Regions from separate parts of the Mus musculus genome. Here all the other regions are linked to region 1. A link is a loop called in an ENCODE intact Hi-C map of the cell type or tissue named here. Cell type or tissue: heart. All regions are shown on one strand.

Region 1 (5,000 bases):
GATTTTCAACAATCTTCTATAAATGTATGTGATGCAGACTTAATAGCCCTCAGGTACATTAATAACCCAAATTTCTCCTACTTTCTTTTATGAAAAAGATAACATACACAGTATCAAACTTCCTGAAAGACTTTAGAAGTCAGCACATGACAATGAGCACACCATCACAAGGGATGCTGAGACTGATAGAGCCAGATATTGTGTCAGAAGAAGGGCACTGCAAAGAAGCAATGGAGTGGAAACTTCATCTAGACGGTTTCCACATATAAAATGTCCAAGTATCCTAAAACTATTGGTCACTCTTTTCCCATGACATGAGAAGGCTCCATCACAAATTTCCCAAGGCTGCTCACACAGGAGCAAGGTATTTAAATTAAACACAGAAAGATGTCTCACTAAAAACCACTTGCATGTGATTACACACACGAGGCCCATAATAGAGGAAGGCACGTAAGGCAGGTGAAGGTCCCAAAGCACATGCCCAGGGTTTCTCGACATTGCTGAGTAAGAATGCTTCAAGAAGTCGGAAACCTTTTGAACGCAGGCTTGCGGCTGCTGCTGAAGTGAAGTACTCTGTACTTACTGAAGTTTTCCCAGATCTGACCTCTCATTCCCACTGGGTAGGCACCTGCAGGCTGTCTTTTAGTTTACAACACCTCTGACCATCCTTCCTGGCAACAACAAGGTTCTAAATTGCATTACCTGTACATAACTATAGCTGCTGTTGCCTCTGCAATGTATCTGACACTGCCGCTCTCTCATCCTGGCACCTTACAGATCACTTCTGTAGCACTGAACCTTAATACAGACACTCGTAGGAGCTGGAGACATGGCTCCATGGTTAAGGGTACTTGCTGCTCTTCAGAGAATCCTTTGGTTCCCAGCACCCATGCGCTGTGTCTCACACTGCCTCTAACTCCAGTAGCAGAAGACTGGCGCCCCTTCTGGCGGCACTGGAAACTGCAGTCTCTCTCTTTAGGTTACAAAAGGGCACTGAAATACTGTATTTCTACAAAACACTATTAAAATACTGAAAACACACTTAGGAAGTTACTATGTCTTAGGTATCAGAGGAGTGGCTAATGGTCCAGTAACATAGTAAGTATGTCCTGGCATCTGGGATGACCACCTTTTTGTGGTATTATGGGTTGTATTTTATAATACACAGCTGATCCTGATAACCACCCATGCTTCATGAGGAGGAAATGCATTCTTGAGGTTTTGTTCCAGGCTCAACTCCAGAGCTACTTACCTACTGGAACTGAATTTTAGAGAAAATTCAAATTCAGAATCACCACTAGCTTTTAAAAGAAATATTTCTCACTCAAATGATGCTTTTCTATTGCAAGCAGCTACCATGGGAGTTTCTGTTTCTCAATGACAGCCTGGAATTTTGCGATGGGGTCAGTACTGTTCCATGAGAGTTGCAGTCTGCACAGACAATCTGTGTGTGAAAAACACCCAATGCTGTATCTTACCTAGACAGGTAAATTTTAAAAGCCAGTTCCTGAACCCTGCTAGAGCTTTCTTAAAACAGAAATAAAGTGTAAGCATGTGGGCCCTGAGTCCCCCTCTAGGACTGTGAAATGGAAACAATGTGGATATATATTTCCACAGAAATGTCTTAGACCCCATGGCTTTTAATCAAAGATGTTTTTCTCATCTTTTGAATAAGACAATCTTTTAATCACAGGGAAAAACTAAGAATGATTTTAACATTAAGTATAAACCACCCATACCACTGACCTTCATTCTCACAAAAGGATGAGCCATTCACACATTCTATAGGATAATCTGTAACCCACAGGCAATGCTGCCCTTTACTTTGTTGCTACTTGAATTTATTTTCATCTCTGTTTTCAGCAGTCTGGGCCTCCTTGTAAGTTACTAACACCGCTCATTTAAAAAGTGAGCCACAAGAAATTAGACATTGAAAGACTGATGTGAGCCCACAACTGCCAGACAACCAGGCTGCATTAATGGCACACCAACCAAGCTGAGGATGCCGCCCGGTACCTGCCAGACAGCTGGGGCAGACAGGCTGCAGCTAGAGTATGAATCAGACAGTGTAGCTCTCTAGTCAACAGGTAAAACAAACAAACCAACAAACATGTTAAGTTATTGAGGTTTAAGGATTTATCACTAAACAGGAGTGCCAGCTGAATACTACCTGGGGTCTGGAGTTAAGGCTGACTATGCATGCAGGGCATGTGTGGTAGTAACAAGAGATACAGCCGGTAAACATGTAGCCAGAGACATTCACGGATGTGGAATGTGTGCCTGACACAGTCTGAAGTGAGGGGACATTAAGCAGAGGTGACCTGAGCTTTTTTGTTACTTTGGGGCTTATGGTTTTAGCCACCAGAGGTCACTCTTCCCTATTAGAAAGATGCAAGACAACACTGGCAAGGCTCTCCCAGCCGCTGGTTAGAGGAATGAAAGATGTGAGGGTAGATCTCCCCACCCCTTACCGCAGGCAGCAGAGAGCAGAAGACAGGAACCAGCACCAGAGACTAACAGACTTAAGTCCATCACTGAGGGCAGAGGAGAGGCTGTGGAATACTTTCCTGGCAATAGAGATCTGTGGAATAGCTGCCAAGCTAGTAAGATGTAAGGCAGAGTTGGAAGGGCTATCCAGAGTTCTTACTGTATAAATATGGCCACTCCCAGGCATTCCTCAGCTAAAGACTGCAGTGATGTTTAATATTGCTTCATAGAAGTGTAAAGTAGCCAGGGCTGCTTCAGGGCTCCACATATATGAAACCAAATAGAAGGAAGAGCCTGCACTGGTGGGCACTGGTGGGCACTGGTGGGCACTGGTGGGCACTGGTGGTGTGATTCAGAGCACAGGAGTGTGGGATGTAAGCTGAGACAATTCACATTTCTGAAAGCAGCCTGAGTTGAATAGCTAAACCCCATCTCAAAACCAAACCAAAGCAAAACAAAAGCCAGCTTAGTCTATCACTGCGCCTTCAGCCAAATATCCCACCCATCTTACGAAGGGTGAGACAAGTCTACTGCACTGTTTCAGGGGAGGCCTAGATCTGGCTGCAAGCAGGAAGCTCAAGGACGATCTACAGTGCTTCTCGATGACAAGGAACAATTCAGGAAAGACGCCTTGGTTAGCAAGGGGTTTAACCCTGACAACAGTTCCTTGTTTCACCACAAAAACATAAAGAAGGAGTGTGATAGAGAGCGAGCCGTTTCTTCATGAAGCCCTGTTTGGAGTATTGTATCCGGGACATTGACAAGGGTATTGCACATCAGTGTAACCTTGGATTCCTAAAACAACTTCCTCTACTGCAAAAGTAAAGTATGTTCACTGAAAACATCCAGAAAGTAGGAGAGGCTTTGAGGAAATAAAATCATTGCTGACTTGGGGAATGGAGCAGAGTGCAGCACGAACACTTTAAACACACAATTCCCATTGACAGTTCTGCCTCATAATTTATCTCCATCTCTCCTCAGATAACACAGCTGACAGTGTCACCAAGAACTGTGTGCTGCAGGCTGTGCCTCCTGTGTGCCCTTCCCTCACGTTTCCTGAAGTATCTTCCTCTTGGGATGACCCCACAGCATCAATGTTCTGGCCTCTCCTCTGTGCTCTCCTGTCCTGACTGCTCATCCCTCCTCCTATGCCTTCTCCCATCTGTCTGGTCCTCCCCAGCCTCCACTTGAGGATGCTCCCTCAAGGGTTAAGCATGTCTACAGAATCGCCAGGTCTACTTGCCTCTGTCCTTCCTTCTGGTGGCTTCCACTACTAGGGATGTGGTCGCTGATAGGGATGTGGCTGATAAACCTTAATTGATGTACAATAGGTCCTTGATAAAAGTTAGATTTATACTAATGATTAATGGCTTATAAATCTGATTTCCAGGAAGTTCTCTGCTCCAAGGCCGTCAGAACCCTCAGCAGCAGCCTCTTATCTGTGAAGGTCTGAACTCCTAACTGGCAAGTTAGTCATTTAAGTGGGCTTAAGCTGTGAATCCTAAAAACATAACCGATGTTTGTTCGTGTCCCAGGATCCTCCTCGGGGGCCTGCAGCCCTTCAGTCTTTCTTGCTTAAAGTGTAGCGCAGTGAATTGTCCGCATTATCTAGTTTGTTCCTCAGGTTCACTAACATTTCATTTAATCAGCATAAGTTGATTGTGTAACAATTACCACAATCAGTTTGGGACTGTCCTCATTCCCTGGTCCCCAAAGCCTCAAACCTATGAGTGCCCTCTTGCCACTTGCCATGACAGCCCTAGACGAGGCTTTGCGAAGATGAAAATAGCCATAACCTGCTGAATTTGGGGGCAGTGGGGTGAAGCAGGGGCTGAAACATTTTAAAACATACAACTTGATTCATGGCTCAACCTCTTTATGTTGTAATTTATCTCCGTCTTAGCAATAATGGCTCACAGTGCTGCACTGCCTCCTGTGTCATAAGGGCCATCCGGATGGAAACGGATCTAGCAGCATGTGCTTTCCGTGACCAGCTTCTGTGACTTAGCACAACACTTGCCATGTTCATCTGTGCTACGACACATAGAAAACCTGTTGCCATTCACCACTAAGTGTTCCACGCTGGCACTGTGTGGCTGTCAGGAGCACCTCTGTGCAGTTTTACATGGGACTGTGTGCTGCACTTGGACACACAGTCAGGAGCACCGCAGGGCCTTACACTCCCACACTGAGGAACTGTCAGACTGGTTTTCAAAGTGGCTGAGTCACTTCTATGTGGGTATCAGTGGTGATGATGGTTTTCATTAGTTTATCGTTGTATCATAGTGTCTGCTCTTGTTTTTTGTTTGTTTGTTTGTTTTTTGTTTTTCAAGACAGGGTTTCTCTGTGTAGTCCTGGCTGTCCTGGAACTCACTCTGTAGACCAGGCTGGCCTAGAACTCAGAAATCCACCTGCCTCTGCCTCCCAAGTGCTGGGATTAAAGGTGTGGGCCACCACTGCCTTGCTTGCTTTTTTTTTTTTTTAATTATAGGTAGTTTCTTCTGGTTTTGTTT
Region 2 (5,000 bases), 130 kb after region 1:
TTCTGGGTACCAAAGAAATACTTGTTGGATTAATTGGTTAATAAAGCTGGGAAACTGGCAAATTGTTTGTGAACAACAGAAAGATACAAAATGTTAGGGGAACATCTCCAGAGGCTGTGGGTTCTTAGACAGGCATGTGGTAGGGTGTTAATCATGTTTTCATTGTTTCTTTGTTATTGGGGGTTCATGGGATGTTTGATTGACAGAGCAGCTTCTGGAAGGTTTGGAGCCTGGCTAGGCTCCATGGATCTGGGAGGAGAAAATGTGATTTCCCCCCGAGGTCAGCTGACCACTCAAATAAGACTGTGGAGGAAGCAGCAGGAATTCCAGATGAGGTCATGATGTTGATGCTTCCAAGGCACAGTGGAGAAGAACTCTGAAAGTGGTTCTCAGTGACTCTCGTGAACAGTGGTGGTTAGAACAGGTTTGGCCCCCACTGACTGACTCACGTGATTGAAAGCCCATAGGGAGTGGCACTCAGGAGGTGTGGCCTTGATGGAAGAAGTATGTCACTGTGTAGGTGACACACGTTGAAATCTCCTATGCTCAGACCCCATCCAGTGCAGAAGACAGTCTCCTTCTGGCTGCCTGCTGCTCAAGATGTAGAACTCTCAGCTCCTATTCCTGCACCGTGTCTGCCTGTACACTGCCAAGCTTCCTGCCATGATGATAATGGAGTGAACCTCTAAAACTGTAAGCTAGCCCCAATTGAATCGTTTCCTTTATAAGAGTTAGCTTATCATGGTGTCTCTTCAGAGCAATGAAAACCCTAACTAAGACAAACACCAATACCTGCAAAACCACACTGGAAGTAAATACAAATGAATTCCCCTGCACTTGCATACACACAATCTGAGGTAATGTGGCAAGCCTCGGTGGGTACATCACTATAAGACAGCTTATCCTGTATGTGCACCAAATCAATAATTAATAATTGAATCTCAACAGGAGGGAGGGTGTAACATTCTACCCAGCGGGAAGATATACCTCGAAAGAAAGCCACAGGCATACACCAGCCAGCCTACAACAGGATGGAGACAACAGACATGTTTGGTGTTGAACTTGCCACGGAGCAAAATTAGTGGCTCTTCCGCTATGTGCCCAAAGAGCCCTCGGCTCAAGCGTCTGCAGCAACGGGTTCTCAGCTGGGCATCTGCTGGAGCCTGCCAGCTGAACGGGTGTGACCTACTCGCTGGATGAAAACGGATTGAAAAACTGGATACCCAGCAGGGTGCACCTTGGTAAAACTGAAACAAGAAAGTGTGTGGTTGTCTGTTTTCATAGTCACTAAAATGTCTGTATGAGAACCAGGAATGCCTGCAAGAACCCATGACAGCCATCACCTCTGAGAAAAGGCATGATGACAGGGACCCAGTGTAACAGGGAGTGCTCACTGCTTTAATTTAGAAATATTGAGCCAGGGTTGTGGCATGTGCCTATGAGCTGAGCTTGGGAGGCTGAGGCAGGTGGATTGCTGTGAGTCTGAGGCCATGACAAGTTCAAGGTCAGCCAGAGTTACATGGTAAGAGCCTTATCTCAGAAACAAGCAAAGTAAAACAAAAACAAGACAAGGCTGGTGAGGTGGCTTTGTGGGTGAAGGTTCTTGCTCTCAAAGCTTGACGCTCCGTTCTAATCCCATGATCTCCACTTACATGCCGTGGCACGCATGCCCTCCTCCCGGAGCTAAGGACATGATAAATGCAAAACTTTGAAGAAGACAAACAAAAAGAAACTGCACTATGCAATGATATTGACTAAAATAAACAACCAAAGGCAAACGGGAAAGTAAAAACTTCTAGAAAACCTTCAGGAAGGGTAACAGGGAAGGGGCCCCTCCAGCCATATTATGACACCGAGCACAAGTCTTGATTAAACCACTTACACTGACATCTCCTGTCACCCACCAGTGTAGGCAGAACATCTAGCATTATCTATATCATACTGATGGATAGATACCTAAGGCTTACTGAACAATCCCGCTGGGACAGCTTCCCTCCCCTGTCCTCTCACCTCCCCATGCTCTACAATGTTTTCAACAAGAGACAACATGGTTGTCAGTTGTGGCTGAAATTTTAATTTAGTCATGCAGATTAAAAATATTCTTATTTACATGCATGAGAGTATGTATGTCTTCCTGTGTGTATGTGCGGCATGAATGGCAGGTAGCTGAGGAGGCCAGTAGAGGGCGCTGAATCCCCTGAGGCTGGAGTTACCATGATCATGAGCAGCCACACAGTCGCAGGGACCTGAGCCAGGGTTCAAGTCAGTGTAACCTCAGAGTGGTCTCTCCACTTCTATACTTGATTGTTTTTAAACTGCTGAAAATCAAGAGGGAATGTTTCTATTTTTGTAAAATGTACCCAAGTACTTTCTAACCAAAGTGCTTTGAGGCTGGGTCAGCGGAAGAACCTTGTCTGGCAGGTGGGGCAGCACATGGCCTCAGTTGACTTATTATCTTTTCATGAGAGTCAGATGCCAGAATGTTTTACTTGCTTCCAGGGTGACCATAGTGGGCAGTCGGCTGAGTACAAGAAAACCCGTCGACTCTGAGGGAAGAGGTGACAGGAAGCCGCCTTTGCCACTGGAGTGGGAAGGTGGGAAGTCAGATTTGATTCTCTTGTCTCCAATCTGAACACTGTAGATGTGATGTCTTATGAAGAACTCTAACTTCTCATGATAGTGGATATTTTTCACATCAAGAATTTAATTTGCTGATCTGGGATTTTTTTTTTTTCTTCTTCCCAGAAATAACTCCTTCAGGGAGATAACTGGCTGGAAAGCAGGACCCCAGCAGGCGTTAGGACCAGGCACTGCACAGGCTGGTGTTTTATCTTTTTGTGTGCTCATGCATCTGGTGTGTGCACGTGTGTGTATGCATGGTGCACTTTTCTTTTCTCAGTGGCTCTTGCTGACCCCGTAGCTTACTGTTTCTGTTTCGGCTCGTCTAGGTAGGCAGCTTCCCCAAGGTTCTCTGTCTTTGCCTCCTGGCTGCTGGGACCACAGGCTGCTCTGTTTGCCAAGCTTTTAGGATTCTGGGTATCCAAACTCAGGCCCCCACACTGACTGTGAAGCACTCTCTCCATCATCTCCTCGGCCCAATGGTGTCTAATATTTTGAGGTAAAGACCGGGAGATGCTACAGTTTCATCAAACAAATTGTGAAAATGACCTTACTTCTTTCCAGATTATTTTTTTAAAAAAGGCTTACTTATTTATTTTATGTGAGTACACTGTTGCTCTCTTCAGACACACCAGAAGAAAGCATCTGATCCCATGACAGATGGTTGCAAGTCACCACGTGGTTGCTGGGAATTGAACTCAGGACCTCTAGAAGAACAGTCAGTGCTCTTAACCACTGAGCCATCTCTCCAGCCCACTTTCCAGATTCTTGAAGTTAAGGGCCCGTTGCAGATTGAGATATTTAAACAGAATTCTTCCGAGTGAAAGAGAGCCAGACCAGGCAATTTAGGGAAAACATCTTCAAATCATGGTCATTTTATTTTGCTTTTTCTTTATGATTAAAACTTGCTGACGTGTCTTGATATCAGTTCAGTGGCGTCTTGTCCATTGCCACATGGCCAGATCTTGAAAGTCAGCTGACATGTGGCCCATCCGTGTGGTTGTGAGCATGTGCCAGCCGACTGCTGTGGCAGCATGGGTGACTTCAAGGTGCTCCAGGGGCAATTTGTTTCTTTGCCTGCCCTGCCCCCTGCACTGGCTTTCCCAGCTCTGTCCTCTGGGGTCTCCTCTTCTCCTTACTCAGCACCAATCTGTTAATTATGTGTCTGGAACTCAATAACCCTGCAAGATAAATGCAGTCCATCTGATTAACTCCAGGCTCCAGGCAAGGGAAGCAGATGCAGACATGCAGGCTGCATTCACTGCTCGTCTTATAAAGTCTGAAGTTGGCCACACGGAGTTCAGGCTCTGCCCACAGTGTTGCCTGTTCTTTCTCTTCTTCCTCTTCTTCCTCTCCTTCTTCCTCCTCTCCCCGCCCCCACACTACACATGGGATCCCAGGACACACTGGCTGCTGCTCACCAGCCCCAGAGTCTGTCTAGTTTGTAACATGGGGTGTAATTTTTATGCCATACTATATGGGTCAGTTCCCCTGATATCACACTCACAGTTTGCGACATGTGGGGGATCCTTCTAAAGCTCAGATCCAAGCATGGCTGGAAAATCAAAGCCTGCCCCCCCCATTACCCTGTGGCTGTTTGTTCACAGAGATATTCCAAGAGAACACGGTTGCTCTCAGCAGCAATCCATCCTTAGTCCCCATTGAACTGTGGACGAGATTAAAGCTGGGGTGGCCTTCTGGTCACTCCTGTTAAATTTCACATACAAAGAGTTCTGCTAAGTTTTTTTCTCCTATGAGAAGTTAAACCTTTTCTGTATTTGGTAGATCATGTTACCCCATTTTTGTTTTTTGAGACAAAGGCCTCACTATGTAGTCATGGCTGGCCTGGAACTTGCAGAGATCCTCTTGCCTCTGCTTCCTGAGTGTTGAGTAAAGGCATGAGCCACAGGCCCAGCTCAAGATTTGCCTCATTTAAAAAGTCTCTCTGTCTGCCTGTCTGTCTGTCTGTCTGTCTGTCTGTCTGTCTGTCTGTCTGTCTCTCTCTCTCTCTCTCTCTCTCTGTGTGCTCACTCACCTGAGTGCAGCTGCCCTTAGAGACCAGAGGTCTTGGATCTCCTGGATTGGGAGTTAGAGGCTACCTGACCTGGGTACTGGGGGTAGAACCTGGGTCCTCTGGAAGAACATGACACAGTCTTAACCGCTGAGCCAATCACCTAACGTCTTTATAATCAAATATTAAATATGTTGGTACACAAATACTAAAGACAAGTAATGGCTTTCACTGTTGGCTCCTTAAAAGCACCACAACACCATGACAATGAAACCGCTTTCACCCAGCCCCAGCCATACCTTAAATTAGAGCCATCAATTCATCACGCACATTTACATACATTACCTTAAGGAGTGAATTTCACCCACTC
Region 3 (5,000 bases), 430 kb after region 1:
TCTGCTTATACACACAGGGTAGCAAAAGTTTCTCAGACAAGAAAGGGTCATGAACAGAAAACATTCGAAGCCCTGCTCTGATGAAGGAAGGTGGACACGTATTTATTCGAAAGGATCACAATCCTGTTCTCCAGAGCTGTCAAAACGACAGCTGGTCTGGGCTCGAGCACTCCCTGACAGCCTTCCTCAGGCCTTCACAGATGATCAAGCATGCTTCCAGAAACTTCCCTCGCTCTGTCCCTCGTGTATTCAAGCCCGGGTGGACTCTGGAGCTTTTTCCAGCCTCCCACAGATCTCCCCTCTTACCTCTCATTCAAAGGCTGACAAACTAAAGCTCACAGGAACGAAATCTAGTCTGCGGCCGACCGCATGAACTCAGCTTCACTTTGAGTTTTTAAATGCTGGGTGGGCGGTACACACGTGGTCCGTGATGTTTAAAACAGTTTTACCTTTGGCCCAAAATATTCATTGACCCTCGTTTCTTACAGTGATGGCTTACTCTCATACAAATATTAGCCTATTTAATGCCATCTTGCCATCCTCAGCTGAGAGGAGGGATCTGGCTAACAGGTGGTTGGAGGAACACACAGCCTCGTGGAGACTTGGGATTGGCTCCAGTGCCATCGTGTAGGGGAAGCTAATGGCATCCTGGTTACTAGATAGGCTGCAGCTAAGTCCTGGAAGGCCTTGGCAACTTGGACTTTACAGTTGCAGGTCCAGTAGCAACTTGAGAAAGTAATCCACTGGAGGAGATTGTGGTGGCAGAGATGGCAATCCGGGCATACAGGAAAAGATGCCCTGGGGTAGCAGAAGCAGCCGCTGCTAAGTTTTGCCCTGAACCACCGTGAGTGGTGAGCTGTTGTTGCGGTGTATTGCAAAGCTGGAGTTCCAGACGACACCACTGCTCACTCACAGGGCGCTCATTTTGCCTGTAGTGGAAAGGCAGCGAGAGGAGTTGTGAGTCGGGCACGAGATCTAAGGGACTCAGAACTCCAGGGCCATGTGAGTTTGCTGCAGAGCAAGTGTGAGGGACAATGACAGCCCTGATTGGGGGAGGGGGCCTGGATGGATGCTGACTCTGCAGTTTCCTGTGGCTTCTGTGTCCCTACCTAATGTCATAGCTTCACCTGCCAACCTGACACAAACTTAGAGAGGCTGGGGGAAGGGAGCTTCAGTTGAGAAATCGCCTCCATCAGATTGGCCTGTGGGAGTGTTTGCAGGGCATTTTCTTGATTGCTAGTTGTTGGAGGAAGGCCCCGCCCACTGTGGGCGGCACCATCTCTAGGCAGGCAGTCCATCCAGGTCAGAAAGGTAGCTGAATGTGAGCCAGTGAGCAGCCAGTGGCAGCGCTCCTGCATGGCCTCCGCTTCAGCTCCAGCCTCAGGTTGACTTAGTCAGGGTGCTATCGCAGTAACAGAAAGTAACGTAGGAAATCTAGTAAGCACCAGCACTTCCACTGTTCTGGAAGATTCTACAGAAGTCGTTCCCTACCTGTGGCCGATAGACCAACCAGCAGTCTCCCTCCAGTCCTCAGGCCAATTCCTAGAACTAAATCCAAGCAGAACCTGTGTGAGCCTGTGTTAGAGCCTGCTACGGGGCTAATGTGTGAGCCTGAAGGATGGTGACACGGCCCAGCATTCACTGAAAGGAGGCAGAGATTGCCCCTGGAGTCATCGTTGAGGTTTTCCTCAAAAGCATGAAGCTTATGGCTAGACAGCAGCTTTGGATGCGCCCTCAGAATGCAGACACGCTTGCCACCTCTGTAACCTCTAAATGGAGACATGGAATGTGCTTTCCTGTGCATGTGTGTGCGTGCAGAATATGTATATATGGTACACGGGAAATAAATAGCTTAAGCTAGATACCAGAAAGATCCCTCGCTGCTCTGGGGTCTGGAAGCAAATGACAGGAAAGTGTGATTGGGAAAGTAAAATTGTTTAACCGGCTCAGAAATTAAAACAAAACAAAACAAAACAAACAAACAAACAAAAAAAAAAAACCAACTAAGGCGTTTCCAAGTGCGGGAAACATTCCAAACAGGATGTACAGGAGTGTGCGAGGTGCCTGGGGAAAGGAAGCATTTGGGAGAAATTGGAACTACATTTTACAATGATTTATTTATTTTGTTAATGGAGTACACTCAAGGTTTGTATGTATCTGAGGTGAGTGGAAACACAAGTCCATATAAACTGTAAGTAGAGTAGCTTTTAAATTTCCGTTTTTATTTACTGACGGAAAGGAAGTAATTTAAAGTTATTTAAAACACACACAACAAAGAAACACTAGACAATTTTCTGCTTCCTTCCTGTTGATCTCACTGCCAACAGTGCCCTCTAGTGGTGAACTGAGAAGACGTTGGTGGAGGAGGGAAAAAACATTACCGGAATTTTCATGAAAACGTAAACTTTTACAATTCCACTTGGTAACTGAATGCTATATTTGGCAAGAAAAAAAATGAATCTTTGCAGAGGTTCACAGCAGATAGCTTAAGACGTGGGCGTTTCAACGTCAGCTTTCCTTAGTGGCTCTCCTGAGTGCATGCCCATCTGTGCGTGTAAATGCCCTCGAGGCTGCCTTTGGGGCGAGTCTGGGCCACAGCTTCTATTGTGTACCTTAAAACGAACAGAATCCACTTTTATGAGGGATACAATCGTTCTCCCCGAACTTGTGCTTCAACCTTAATCACTTCCAAGAACAACACAGTGTTCTTGCAGGATCTCACCTGGCCCCAACTCATCGAACAAACCAAGCCCCATTTTCTTAGAATGATTCAGACGCTCCCCTCCCCCGACCCCCACCCCCGCAAAAAGCAGTCATCACAACAGGCTACAGCCCGGGTTACAGAATGAAGTCGCGCTAACCCTGGCTCTGCCTAGAGCTTCTAGAGCAGCTACTTCTGAAATAAAGATGGGAGGTGGCTTCCCGGGCGCCACTCTAACGCCAGGCAACCGCTGGGCCATGAGCTCTGAGGCTTCAGCTCTGAACATGGTTCTCTGCCCTAAGCCCCTGGTCCAAAGATCCAAAGCACAGTACTTGTCTGTTTTAGGAGATGTTGGTACATACAGGCTGTTTTATGAGCATTCTGACATTCCGACTGTACCCCCTTTGATGTCTTCAATAGCACCCTTTGTCATAAGTGCCCAAAACGTGTCACTCACTGGCTGTCATGTTGGACAGAATTGGACACTCTTTCACTACAGGGGGACATCCTTGGTCTAGAATCATCTTCAAGCCCTGGCCCTAAAGAAACTCCTGAAAATTGTACTTTATAGGAGCAAAAGTTATTAAGCAACACACCGTCTAGCAATCAAAGAGAATGTCCTTAGTGCTTGGACAGACAGGTTCCACTCACATTCTAGACCGATACCCTAAGAAGAACGCATTCTTTATGAGGCATTTTTGCCAAAACACATAAACTGAATCTAACCATGAGGAAACTTCTGACACGAAGTGAAAGAGAGTCTGCAAAATAATTGGCTTGTCCTTTCCAAAATGCCAAGGTCATCAAAGAGAAAGGAAGGCTAGAGTTGAACCACAGGAGGGGAGACTCGAGAGACATGACAGTTAAATGAATCACAAGATCCTAAGTTAGGTCTAAACCACGGAAGGCATTAGCTACAGCCCAAAGTCCTGATTAGAGGGACACAAGAATCATGTTTCTTGTTTGCTCACCATGGTGTGACCAGATCAGAAAAGGTCTAGGGCTGAAAAGATGGTTCCGCCATTAAGACTGGTCGCTGCTCTTCCAGGGGACCTGAGTTTGGTTCCTGGCACCAACTTTGTGTGGCTCACAACTGCCTGTAACTCCTAATCCAGAGAATCCCATGCCTTCTGACTCCAGGTGGTTCTCTCTCTCTCTCTCCCTCTCTCTCTCCCTCTCTCTCTCTCTCTCTCTCTCTCTCTGTGTGTGTGTGTGTGTGCCTGTCTGTCTCTCTGTCGCTGTCTGTCTGTCTCTGTCGGTCTGTCTGTCTGTCTGTCTCTCGCTCTGTCTCTGTGTGTGTGTGTGTGTGTGTGTATGTATGTGTGTGCCTGTCTGTCTCTCTGTCGCTGTCTGTCTCTGTCAGTCTGTCTGTCTGTCTCTTTCTCTCTGTCTGTCTGTCTCTCTCTCTCTCTCTCTGTCTCTCTGTGTGTGTGTGTGTTTGTGTGTGTGTGTGTGTTTGTGTGTGTGTGTGTGTGTATGTGTGCGTGTGCCTGTCTGTCTCTCTGTTGCTGTCTGTGTGTGTCTGTCTCTGTCGGCCTGTCTGTCTCTCTCTCTTTACACACACACACACATATTTTCTTGAACCATCCTTAACCGTATATTCCAGTCTCAGAGTGAGCCAGGAAATGTGAGCAGAGCCAGATCCTGATGTTTGTTGCCCTAGGTCTCCCAGAAGGGAATCCGATTTTCCAAATAAAATAAACTGTTTTTTCCATCTGTTTCTAATCTGCCTTTGAAAATGTTGCGGTGATGGATTTTCAAAGAGACGGCGTCCAGGCTCCTTCTCAGCCTTGACATGTGTGTAGATGAGGTCGGGGACATGGCACCCACATGCCACCGTCCTGAATTGTCTCCAGAGTTCTATCTGCTCTCACATCTTGACACTCCTCTCTCCAAACAGTCATGCATATTTATTGGCATTAAACAGAATCTCCTCTTCAACAAAATGAATTGTGAATATTGTATGCTCCCAGACAGACTGGAAAATATGACAGAGACTTCCACCAAACACCCTGATGATATGGCAGAAATGGGAAATAGCCATATTATTTCCTTAATACCAGGACTACTCTCAAAATGTAAGAATCAAAAACCAGAATCCATTTCCAAATATGCCTCCCCCAGAAGAAGGCAAGCTGCCAGAAGAAATGCAGACCAGACTTTTGCTATCGTATAGCATGGTGTCCAAAAATATTCTTAAAAATAGGTAGTCTGCTTCATAAACAGTGGTGGGCCTGTGTTCTGAACCACGCACGGCTGTGTATGTGCTTGTGTGGTTGTATGTTTAAAAATATTTTTT

What was found. Hi-C counts contacts between places; a loop is a spot of excess contacts. Peaks named below come from ENCODE experiments on the same cell type or tissue, not always from the same donor. Only the 100,000 strongest peaks of a DNase experiment are listed, where the experiment ranks them.
Region 2: a loop joins it to region 1, with 2.8 times the contacts of the local background. A loop is called at or near these places in 10 of 42 quality-filtered maps.
Region 3: a loop joins it to region 1, with 9 times the contacts of the local background. A loop is called at or near these places in 23 of 42 quality-filtered maps.

What each region holds. Positions count from the first base shown.
Region 1 is chr6:145,790,829-145,795,828 of GRCm38, reverse strand. The region is part of intron 1 of Rassf8 (Ras association (RalGDS/AF-6) domain family (N-terminal) member 8); the gene reads right to left. Among named protein-coding and RNA genes, the nearest start is that of Gm15704, 45 kb to the right of the region's middle. In heart, CTCF peaks have their summits at 954 and 2,351 (motif pointing right); a DNase peak (open chromatin) is centred at 2,428; H3K27ac peaks cover 1,116 bases.
Region 2 is chr6:145,663,152-145,668,151 of GRCm38, reverse strand. No RefSeq gene overlaps it. Among named protein-coding and RNA genes, the nearest start is that of Tuba3b, 50 kb to the right of the region's middle. In heart, a CTCF peak has its summit at 2,186 (motif pointing right); no DNase peak of the experiment used is centred here; H3K27ac peaks cover 417 bases.
Region 3 is chr6:145,357,578-145,362,577 of GRCm38, reverse strand. No RefSeq gene overlaps it. Among named protein-coding and RNA genes, the nearest start is that of Gm38926, 12 kb to the right of the region's middle. In heart, a CTCF peak has its summit at 2,342 (motif pointing left); no DNase peak of the experiment used is centred here; H3K27ac peaks cover 1,042 bases; H3K27me3 peaks cover 960 bases.